Regions from separate parts of the Mus musculus genome. Here region 2 is linked to region 1. A link is a contact called in ENCODE Hi-C data. All regions are on one chromosome and are shown on one strand. Each heading gives the region's core, a stretch centred on a gene start or an enhancer-like site at or near the end of the contact. The rest is flanking DNA. Distances are from core to core; before and after follow the strand shown.

Evidence for each region. A loop is a pair of places that touch in the nucleus more often than their neighbours do.
Region 2: a map of left cerebral cortex shows a loop between it and region 1 (6-fold over the local background). The contact joins the promoter of Dut here to the promoter of 4930417H01Rik in region 1. A Hi-C loop is called at or near these places in 2 of 37 maps with a recorded cell type or tissue (T-helper 17 cell and left cerebral cortex).

What each region holds. Positions count from the first base shown.
Region 1 is chr2:122,698,706-122,704,250 of GRCm38, forward strand. 4930417H01Rik (a long non-coding RNA gene) reads left to right here and starts at 3,934. Exons shown (of 5, transcript XR_866691.3): 1 at 3,934-4,279. It overlaps Slc30a4 (solute carrier family 30 (zinc transporter), member 4), which reads right to left and starts at 3,958. Exons shown (of 7, transcript NM_011774.3): 1 at 3,325-3,958. The coding sequence starts at 3,715.
Region 2 is chr2:125,245,070-125,250,043 of GRCm38, forward strand. Dut (deoxyuridine triphosphatase) reads left to right here and starts at 2,446. Exons shown (of 6, transcript NM_023595.6): 1 at 2,446-2,827; 2 at 4,097-4,188. The coding sequence starts at 2,679.

The sequences.
Region 1 (5,545 bases), core at 2,684-5,183:
TGTAATGACTTGTAATGCCATGTAATGTTTTCCTTCTATATTAGCTAAAGAACTTCAGATAATAATAACAGTTTTGTTTTCCATTAGATATTTAGACCATGTAGGACAGTGCATACAAATTAACATGTAGGTACTCAAAGGAGACCTGCTGAAGGGAAGGGAGGAAAGGACAGATACTGTTCAATGTCAGGAGTGAGTCAGAGGTAAACCAAGATCCAAAATCAAGTCTCCTCTCTGAAATCTCTAAATGATTTTATTTTTTATTGGTCCATACTTCCTACATAAGATGATTTATTTCTAAGTTTTAGATATACTTTAACAAGCATTCTACTAGATCCGGTCTAATTCTAGGTAACATTCTGAGCACTACCGTTCCTATCATTTCTGCATTATTTAATGAAAGATTCTATATTTGGATATTAAGTCAGTATTGGAAAGGAAACACCTATTGTGGTTTCTGAAAAACTTTTATTGAGTAAGAGCTTCTGGAAATGAGAAGTCAGGACAATTAAATATTAACTTTTACTTAAATGAAATTCCATCTAAATAAATTTCAAGGGAGAAAGTTATGATTAATGTGACTAACTTCAAGTACTCAATATCAACTTCAAAAAGTCTGAATGGTGAGCATTTTCACTGTGTTGCGTTTGAGAAGTTCCTGGATCTTAGTCTGCTGAAGTCATGAGATCATGTTCTGACTGCAGCTTACCATCTTTGCATTTTATATTACACATTTGTAATTCTCCAACAGAAGAATTCCCTAAATAGAACCTCTATACCACCTTCTCTGAGGCTCAGGGAACATGTGGAAGAGGGGGCTGAAAAAAGTTCAGAGCTGGAGGATGGAGAGATCTGCCACAAAAAGACGTCTTCTGTATATGACATAGCTGTTGTACCCATGGACTCGGTGCCACTGTGGTTACCTGATCAAGACCTGTAACAGGTTTGGCCCTGTCAACATTTCATCCAGGAAGAGAGAAGATTTTTAGGGCTGCACCTCTCCCTGAGGGACTACTGACAGTCAATGGTTTCTGGGGAGAAGGGTGTCACTCTCTTCAGTGGTGTACTCACTGCTAAGTTTCCCATGCTTCATAAGTCATTTTCTTCAATGCTCACACAAACTGTCCCAATTAAAGTCAGTGAGTGGGTCACATACCCAAAACGACAGGAAAGTGTGAGCCTTGCTGGGAAAAAGGGTTCCAGTGTGAAAGGGAGCAGGGATGTAAGAGAGGGGGTGTGTAAAATGATTAAAATTCATTATAAGCAAGTGTAAAATATTGAAGAATTTTTAAAATGCAATTAAAAATTCAACAAAAGCTCACTTACTATGTCTAATTTGTATCATTTACTGTTTTAGGTATCAGGATGTCAGCTTATATTTCAGTCAAAAAATTAAAATAATAAAAGACATGTAAATAGAGTTCAAGTGGGGAAAATAAGATGCAGAGGTTTATCCCAATAGTGAAAAACAAGTCTTTCAGAGATGTCTTTTGAAATGAAGTATGACTGACTAACAAGCAGTCAAGGCACAGTCTGGGAAAAGGCAGGAATATAAAAGCTCAGGCGAGAGGCTAGAGAGGCTCAGTGGTTAGGAGAACTTGCTACTCTTGTTCTGGTTCCCAGCCCCTAGACCAGGAAGTTCACACTCACCTGAAGCTTCAGCTCTAGGGGATCTGATGCCTCTAGGCACTGTACTCACTTACCAGCACACACTCACCCTCCAGTGACCCATACCCTCCCCACACATACACATAATTAAAACTAAATATTTTTGAAAAAGCTGGAAGATGGGTGATGTGCCACATATAGTCTACTAGTGGGCTGAGAGATAACTGAAGACATTAAAATATACCATATACAATTTGTGTTTGCTATGCATATATTTATACTCGTATATGCAGATATGTACATACCTATGTCTACTTGTGTAGTATTTTACCACAGTCTACTTCTTATTACATAGTCAACAGAAGTCTGAAAACCTTTGAGAAATCTGCTCTTATTTATGAAAGCCTTAAGGGCAAGAGAGAGGGAGCCCTGAGAAAAGGACCATAACCAGTACAGCTAATTTCACACTGGGGAAGAATGATGGGACATCAGGCAGAGAATGTACATGAGTCTTCTACACACAGCATTTTAAATCTGGGCTGCCAGGTCTCTTCTTGTTATGGCTCATCATAAGAGACAACGTAAGAGAACCGTCTCCTCTGTTAATGCCACTTCAGAAACTGCCACTAAGGAGTCGGCAGTGTGTTCTCTATCTGAGAACTGCATCCATGGATACCATCAATCATGAATGGAAAACATCTGAAAAAGTAACTCTTCCTCAGCGTTCGCCATTCACAGACTTGTTCTGCTCATCAATCTCTCAACGAGTCAGGATAACAACTACTTAAATACAGCATCAAATTTGTATTTTGTAGTCAAAATGATTTCCAAAGGCTTTAAAGTACAGAAGGACATATATGTAGGTTATATGCAAATAACTGCTTCGCTTTACGTAAGGGATCTTTACATAAGGCGTCACTGGATGAGGCAACCTGAGATTCAGGTTCTAGAGAGGACTCCTGGAAGCAACCCACCTTGGATATCAAAGGACGACTATAAACTAATGCGACAGTAAAAATAAGGTCTAAAGCAAGAACCTTAGAGTGAGAAATTATCTGAAATCAGTTAAAAAAGGAGAAAAAAAAAAACCCTAGCTTCTGCAGCTGCCGGGGAGACCTCTAGCAAACTGTAGATACTCCTTTTAATAATGAACTTTTAATTAGTTGGCTGTATAGAGTTTTGTAAAGCCCTTGGCTATAAGCTCAAAAGGAAGCGGCATAAATAAGCATCAAATAACCAAAATGTAGACAGAGAGGAAAGTCTGGTACTGTGGATGGCTCTCTCTTTTCCCAATAAGATTCCTCATAATCTAATCCCTTCAGAACTTCTGTGTGAGAAAACAGAATGGTGTTCAGTAACATCCCTTAGTACTATAAAATTCTGATTCTAATCCATGTCAGAATTATTTTAGACGTTGAAAGATAAACCTGGCATTTTATCAGAATCTGTAAAAGGAGAAGTTACATGATATACAGTCAAGATAACACCCTAAACCCTACAGTAAAAGGCACTGTTTATGGGAGTTACAAGATATACCTGCAAGCTCTCAGTGGGCGCTCACGGGAACCGCACTTTGGAATCCCGTGTCCCTTTCCTATGGACCCACGAAAGTCTAGATACTCAGCAAACTTCCTGAAAACAAAGTTTCCACCTCAACTCCGGCGTAGCTAACAGCTGGACAAAGTCAAAGGCAAGCGAGTCGGCGACACAACTCACCTACAAGCTCTCCGATCATGAAAAGCAAGTAGAGGACGGCAGCGATGGTCAGCCTGGTCTTCACCTTCCTCTGCTTCAGCAACTCGCGTCGCTTGCTGCAGTTGTCACAGGGGTCCATTTTCAAACTCAGCTGACTGTTGGTTAAAGGTAAGTCCTGGTCCAATAAGGAGTCATCGTCGGCCTGGAGGGCCGGGTGCGCCCCGTTCACAGGCCTTTCCGGGGCTTCCGAGTCATCGTCGGCCACCACGACTCGAAGTTTATTAAAGCGCGAAAGCCCCTCGTCGCTCACCTCGTCCGAGAAGTCGAAGGCGCTGGTGTCATTTAAGAACAGCGGCGTGTCGTCTTTCCTCAGCAGGGATTTGAGGCGCTTCCACGCGCCGGGGCCGGCCATGGCAGCGGAGGGGCGGCCGGCGACTCCGCCTTCACCGGCGCTCGGGCTCCTCAGGGCAGCGCGGCGCGTCCCTGCCCATCGTGAGGAGAACGAGACCCCGCTCCTGTCGCCGCGCCCCGGCCGCGCGCCAGCTCCGGACTCGGCGGTGCTCGGCTACCTGCGGGCCGACGCCGCCGCGCATCCCCGCCCGGAGCTCGCGCTACTGCGACCCGGGCCAGGGACCGAGGCCGAGCCCCAGCCACTGCACCCGCCCGCCCCGTGCCGCTGGGAGGCCGGCCGCGGGGTCTGACAGGCCCGGCCTCCTCCGGCCCCTGAACGAGGCGGCGCGTGCGCCCGCGAGGCGCGAGGGGAGGGGTCGGCGCGGGCACGCAGGCCGCCGCTTGGGGGCGCGCCGAGGGGGCGTGGTCGCGCGTCGCCCCCTGCCCCCGCCCTCCCGGCCCCGCCTCTCGGGCTCTGAGGTCTTGTGCGCTCTGAGCCCCCGGGTGTGCCGCGGGAAGGTCCCCCCGGAGCTGGGTGTCACTGCTCTGAATTCCCTCCACTGGAGATGGGTCTCGGGAATCTCAGGTCCGATCTTGGTTATGGATGGTCCGTGGAAAATGTCCTTTAGTGCTTTCTTACCAAGTGGGAATCCTGGTAGCTTTTCTTCTACCCAATCGGCAAAAAATTGCCGATTATCTTGGTCAAAAGGCTAGGACAAGACTAGGATGGTCAGTAGTTCTATGGCTTGCTTTAAAGTTTCCTGTTTCTCAGCAAATATGTGTCTTCCTTCTGTGTTCACTGCTACGCTCCTTGGGCACAATTGTGTGAGCTTACTTTCCCTATGTTTCATCACATTCTCAAATGTCCTCAAGAAGCAAGATTAAAGGCAACACTGTTGGTAGAATTCATTTTAAAGTGTAAATCCTTGGCTTCCACCTTTCTTTCCTTTTGAGATCCTTAGGATCTAATCCAGGGGCTCATGCAAGTTAGACACGGGGCTACACCTGCATCTTGCCTGTGGTGTCCTGCAAGCTCCTACTTCCCCAGGGTTTACAAAGACAATATTTTAAAAAGTTTTTATATCTTACCAAAATTTCAGGTCACAAAAATACAATGAAAAAAATCACACGAGGCAATTTTAACGATTCTGTTGACACCTTAGAATCCGGTGCGAAAAGAAAGCCCTGGCTACTTCTGTATTCCAGAGTGATCCCTCAGTCCTAAGTTTTCCCCCAGAGCTGCAGTCATGAAAGCAAATTAGACCCTCCATGGTCCCGAGATCAGGAAGGGAAGGCTATTGCCTAGAATTTCATCAATCAGGACACGATGGTAATAGCCAAAGGGAGACAGCTTACGAGCCATTACATTCCTCGGCTCCAAATATCTTAGGAGTAGATTGTTCTGTTGTTTTTAATGTCCCATTTAACTGCCTACAATGTTTCAGGAGTGTCATCGGAGTCTCTTAAATGCAGCCTCAAGGTAGGAGGGATGTGAATGTTTCAAGAATAGTTGAAATAAAAGGATGGGTTGTTTGGGGACATTTCCAGCGCGCTGTGCTGAGGAGGACTGCCTTTGTGCGTTCTGTTCTTTCACTCGTGTCTCACTGGATTCTCGAGAAAGTGATGAGACGACAAAGCCATATTTTAAGCTCTGTCCATAAATTCTGTGATGACCCCACTCTTCAGGAGGTAAATTCCCTTACCTTTGCTTGTGGACAGCACTTAGTAATGGCCTATGACCTGTAATGAACAGTCTGTGGCAGAAGTGACTGTGACTTACAGACTAGGTCATAAAAGGTGCTGCAGCTGTTTCTTTATCCTCACTCTTAGATCTCTTGCACTGTGAGGAGAC
Region 2 (4,974 bases), core at 1,196-3,695, 2.5 Mb after region 1:
GAGCTGGGGAATATAGAATAGTTCATAAAGTACTTGCCTAGAATGCATGAAGCCCTGGGCTCTACCCTCAGGCCCTGACAAAATCAGGCATGGTGGCTCACATCTGTAACCCACCCCTATAGGGGCTGAGGCAGGAGAATGAGAAGTCTAAAGTCATCCTTTTCAAGCCCAGTGTGGGTCTTACATGAGATCCTGTCTGGAAAACAATGAATTGAGAAAGTGAAAACCAAGGGCAGAGAGAGCCCCGCCTCTCTCCCTGAGAAGCTACAGACATAATGGTTGCCCACCCAGCTTCAGGGAGGCAAGTCTAGTTAAATGCTGTGGGTTCAAAAGAGAAAACTCAAACAAGCAAACAAACGTTTTTAACAAAATCTCAATCATTCAATTTTACCAAAGACGACTTGGGAGCCAGATGTTGGAGTGAAAGACTACTAGCTCAGAGGGGCAGTGGAAGCACCCAACTGACCTTCTAAGTCCCCAAAAGGAAGTTCTCCACACCATCTCAAAAACTGTTCAAGCTGAATGTCCCTCCCTTAAATTCCTGTTTGTCTCTCTATCCATCTTCCTGACATCCTCTTACTCTGAACTTTTTTCCCCTGTGTTCACTTCCTGTCAACTTGTTGCTTGCTCTGCCTCTTGACCTCTGGTTGACTTCACTTAATCCTGTTTACAATGAACAGAAAGCTCTTGGATGAAAGGTCTGTGCTAGACCACACCACAACTAGAAACAGGTCTGTCCAGTAAATAACACAATCTGTGGGTTCATAGTGTGATGACATATCCTGCAATAAACAAAACGAAACACCAGGAGAGGTACTATATGGAAAGAAGTGGTTTGGTGTCAGGAAAATGGGGTAAGCAGTTAAGAACTGGAGAATTGTGGTCAAAGCATATACACATTTATATGCAAAACTGAAGAGAATATATGTTTATCTATCTGTTCCCGTGGACATGATTGTTTGTGTGTATAAGGTGCCCTCCAAAGCCAGAGGACATAGTTGGGTCTCCTGGAGCTTGAGTCACAGGCAGTTGTGAATCACCAATGTGGGTGTTGCTAACCAAACTGGGTCTGATACAGGAACACTGAGTGCTCTTAACAGCTGAACCATCTCTCCAGGCCCAACAATAATCTTGTTTTAAAGGATTAAGCACCAATATTAAGATTTCTGAGAAGAAATAATGCACAGGAGCCCTCCTTACTAAACAATGCGATCACCATCTGTCTTAGTGTTCTACTGCTGTGAAGAGACACCATGACCAAGGCAACTCTATAAAGACAGCATTTAACTGGGGGCTTTCTTACCGTTTCAGAGGGTTAGTCCATTATCATGGTGTGGAGCAGGCGGGCATGGTGCTGAAGCAGTAGAAGGGAGAGGGAGAGTGGGGAGGGAGAAGGGGAGGGGGAGAAGAGAAAAGGGAGGGGGGAAGGGAAGAGGGGGGGGCAGGCGCACCTGTGAGGGCTTTTGAAACTCACGGTTAGACTCCAAGAATACAAAGGCTGGATCAATTTCCCTCATGGACTTTGAATCTAACCAACAAGTAGACATTAGGCAAGAAAATACATGCATGTGCAGACTGTAATAAGAAGAAATGTAAATAAAAACATTCTGAGAGTAAAGAGCCTGGCCACCACAGGTCTAACCCTAAACCCACCTAAAGGTGGAAGGAACAAGGAGAAGATAACCTCGCACTGGCAATGACCTGCAAGACACACAGACACATCGTGGGACTGCACAATAACAGATGCTTTAAAAGAGCTTCAAGAAGTGTAGTGTATTGCACACCCATCAGGGGAACCAATCGCCCCAATATGTATAGTCGGTATTTCTATAAAAGTGCCTTGGGCCTTCTATTTATCTTGAAAATCGAAGTGCACCACAACTTGAGTTCCACGTGTTTATGGTATAGTCCAGATAAAACCGGAGACTCCAGAAAGATCTTTAATTATCCTCTCTGGAAAAAAAAAGTTTGACTCCCAACTACCGGCGAGGGGGTGGGGGTGGGGGTGGGGGTGGGGGTGGGGGTGGGGGTTGGCTCCTTGTTGCTTTGGCTGAGGTCAAGGAATTTTAAAATGCCCTGCAGGTCCGGTGGTGGAAGGCAAAAGATCTGTTCAGGTCAGGGCGAGGAAAAGCACGTAGGAGGGCCGCTAGGCGGAGCGCGGGGCGGGGCAGCGGCCTCAGGGCCTGCAGGGCCTCCAGCGCCATGCCTCTCCTAAGCGTGCTGCTGCGCGCCCGCCTGCAGGCCGCTCTGCTCCGCGGGCGTGCGCTCGGGTCGGCGCGGAGCCGGAGCTGCCGAGGAAGCCGAGGAGCTCCGGCCGGGAGCGCGCGCGCTGGTGAGGGGGTGGGGGGCAGGGGCGGGAGCGCGCACGGGGTGGGGAGGATTAGGGCAGTTCGAGAGAGCGCGCTAGTGGGGGAGTTGGAGCGGGAGCGCGCTTGGAGGGAGCCCTGGTCTGAGCAGGTAACGGTGAGCCAGGGCCTGGCCTGCAGCGCGGGGACGAGTCCATTGCGGACCCCGAGGAGGGGAGCCTGGCGAGGTCGGTGCCTCCTCTAGGCCGCGCTCGAGCCCTTTGCGGAAGGCCGCGTCCCCTGTCCTGCGCGGTGGGCTCGTCCAGGCGGGAGATTTTCGGCGGGTAGGCTCTCGCACGCTCATTGCTTTCTGCTTTTTCCACGCCCGCCGCCATGCCCTGCTCGGAAGATGCCGCGGCCGTCTCTGCCTCCAAGAGGGCTCGAGCGGAGGATGGCGCTTCTCTGCGCTTCGTGCGGCTCTCGGAGCACGCCACGGCGCCCACCCGCGGGTCCGCGCGCGCTGCCGGCTACGACCTATTCAGGTGAGAGCCGTGGCCCGACGGCAGGAATGCAAACACCGAGCCCGGGTGCAGTCGTGGCTCCGCAGAGACCTGAGTTCACCTTGAGCAAATTCAGTAGGGGTTTGGGCGAGCGGAAAGTAAAGGGTTATAACATTTCCAAAGCGTTACTGTGCAGCGTGCGCTCCACCCTTTCCAAGTGGAAGGTCCGGATGTGCAAGGCTTATTCTTGACCGAAGTGTGACTGTCTGCAGTGTGCACGTTAAAGTCTAGGAAAAGGATCTATGGAAGCTGTGTACTTCTCTTATCCCGTCCAAGGACTGGGAACTTAAGGAGCTCCATCCAGGGCTAGCTTATGAGGTGGCTCAGTGTAAAGTCACCAAGCCTAATGACCTGAATGTATGCATCTAACATGCCCTGTCTTGGGAGAAATTAGATACTATGGCCATTTTCTACATAAGCGGGTGTTTGCTGTGTATTGGGAATGGCTGATGTTACAGAGTGAAAATTCCGTGTGACTGAACGTACTCTTCTACCACATGCCAGACTTCCAGCGCTGCTCATTGTAAAGTCTGAAGTTTCGTTGGATCAGGAAGGGAGCTGCAGTAATAAGAGACTACAGTAGTATTTGGTAGATGGACTTTCTAAAATCGCTTGTGATCAGAGTCCACCCCCAAGAGCTGCTCTGGGAGACCAGCTCTCTTCGGCCACTGAAGTTCACAGCCATAGCGTGGAAGGCAGGGGGAATGCAGTGCATCTCTGCCTCTCACCTGTGTTTTTTTAACATTTTCTTCGGGAGGTTCATTCTCATCAAGAGAAGCGTTACAAAAGTAAAGTATAGGTTTATATGCGTTCGCAGGCTCGAAGTGTGCCTAGCGGAGTGAGGCCCATTGAGTGTTAGATGTTTGCTCTTTGGTTGGCTTTTCATATTCTTTCTATGAATTAAGTCTGCCTTCCTGCTCCTCATGCTAATTTGCCAGCCTTCACTTTCAGAGACAAAAACCACAGAACACATAGCAGAGACAATGTTGGCATCTCCCTGTTCCCCACTCCCACATTCAGGGTTTTGTCTTCTTGCTCTGCCTAGGTGCTAGGATTAAGGGCCTGAAGCCATCTTTCTAAAGCTAAAAGAAAGTGCCTACTACCTTGTAAGTAAACCTTTTTAGGTGAGTTAGGAATCTGCCATAAGGTTGTTTATAGGATCTGTTTATATGAAGTAATGGCACGCATTTTATATGCATTAGCGTAAGAAGGAATGTTAAAAACACTTTAAAATACTGATTTGCCTTTCAGTGCCTATGATTATACAATATCACCCATGGAGAAAGCCATCGTGAAGACAGACATTCAGATAGCTGTCCCTTCTGGGTGCTATGGAAGAGTAGGTAAGTAGCTAAAGAAGCCGGTAACTACTTCTCATACCGGTCCTTTATGATAGCGTCTGTCATCTTAGTGTCCTTAGTGTCGTGTGGCCACAGTGAAGAGATAATGCTTAGCCCATTTTAAAAACAAAACAAAACATGGATTCACGTGTCTGCTTTTCCTTTTTTTTGACTTTGTATTTCAAGTATGTTCTCGAGCTAATAGGATGATCACATTGACCCAGTTGTTGGCTCTCATAACTTCACAGAAAAGCGCAAAGTTTAGGTGTTCTTTAGTTGGAGCTTTTCCAGTCTACAAATGAGGTCACATTCTTTTTAAATAACTATTTGCATAAGAAGATGGGGCCATAGAGTGATGGGTTTTTGGCATTTTATATTATAGGGGAGAAGCTGCCAGATTGTCTCAACCTACTGAACCTTGGCTTGTCTGCCTCCTAGAGATTAGAGTGAGGGGCCGTCCACTCTAGAGAAAAACCTTGTATCAGTTACTGCTGAGGAAAAGGGGGCTGTGAGTTCGTGGGTTTGGATTTTTCTAGGGCATGTCACTTGTCTAGAGCGTGAATTCAAAACTTGCCAAAAATATGAATGCTTTTTGTAGCTTAAAAAAAAATAGGAGAGAAAAATATCAAGTCCTCGGATAAGAAACCATAGCACTGCCTTATGCATTGTTGAACCTCCGGTACTTTGGCCGCCCAAAAAAGCAAAATGGGTTTTCCTGGTCTCTAGCATCATTGAATTAAAGTCCCAGGCCAGAAAAGCAAAGAGTTGGAAAGAGGTACCATCTCAAGA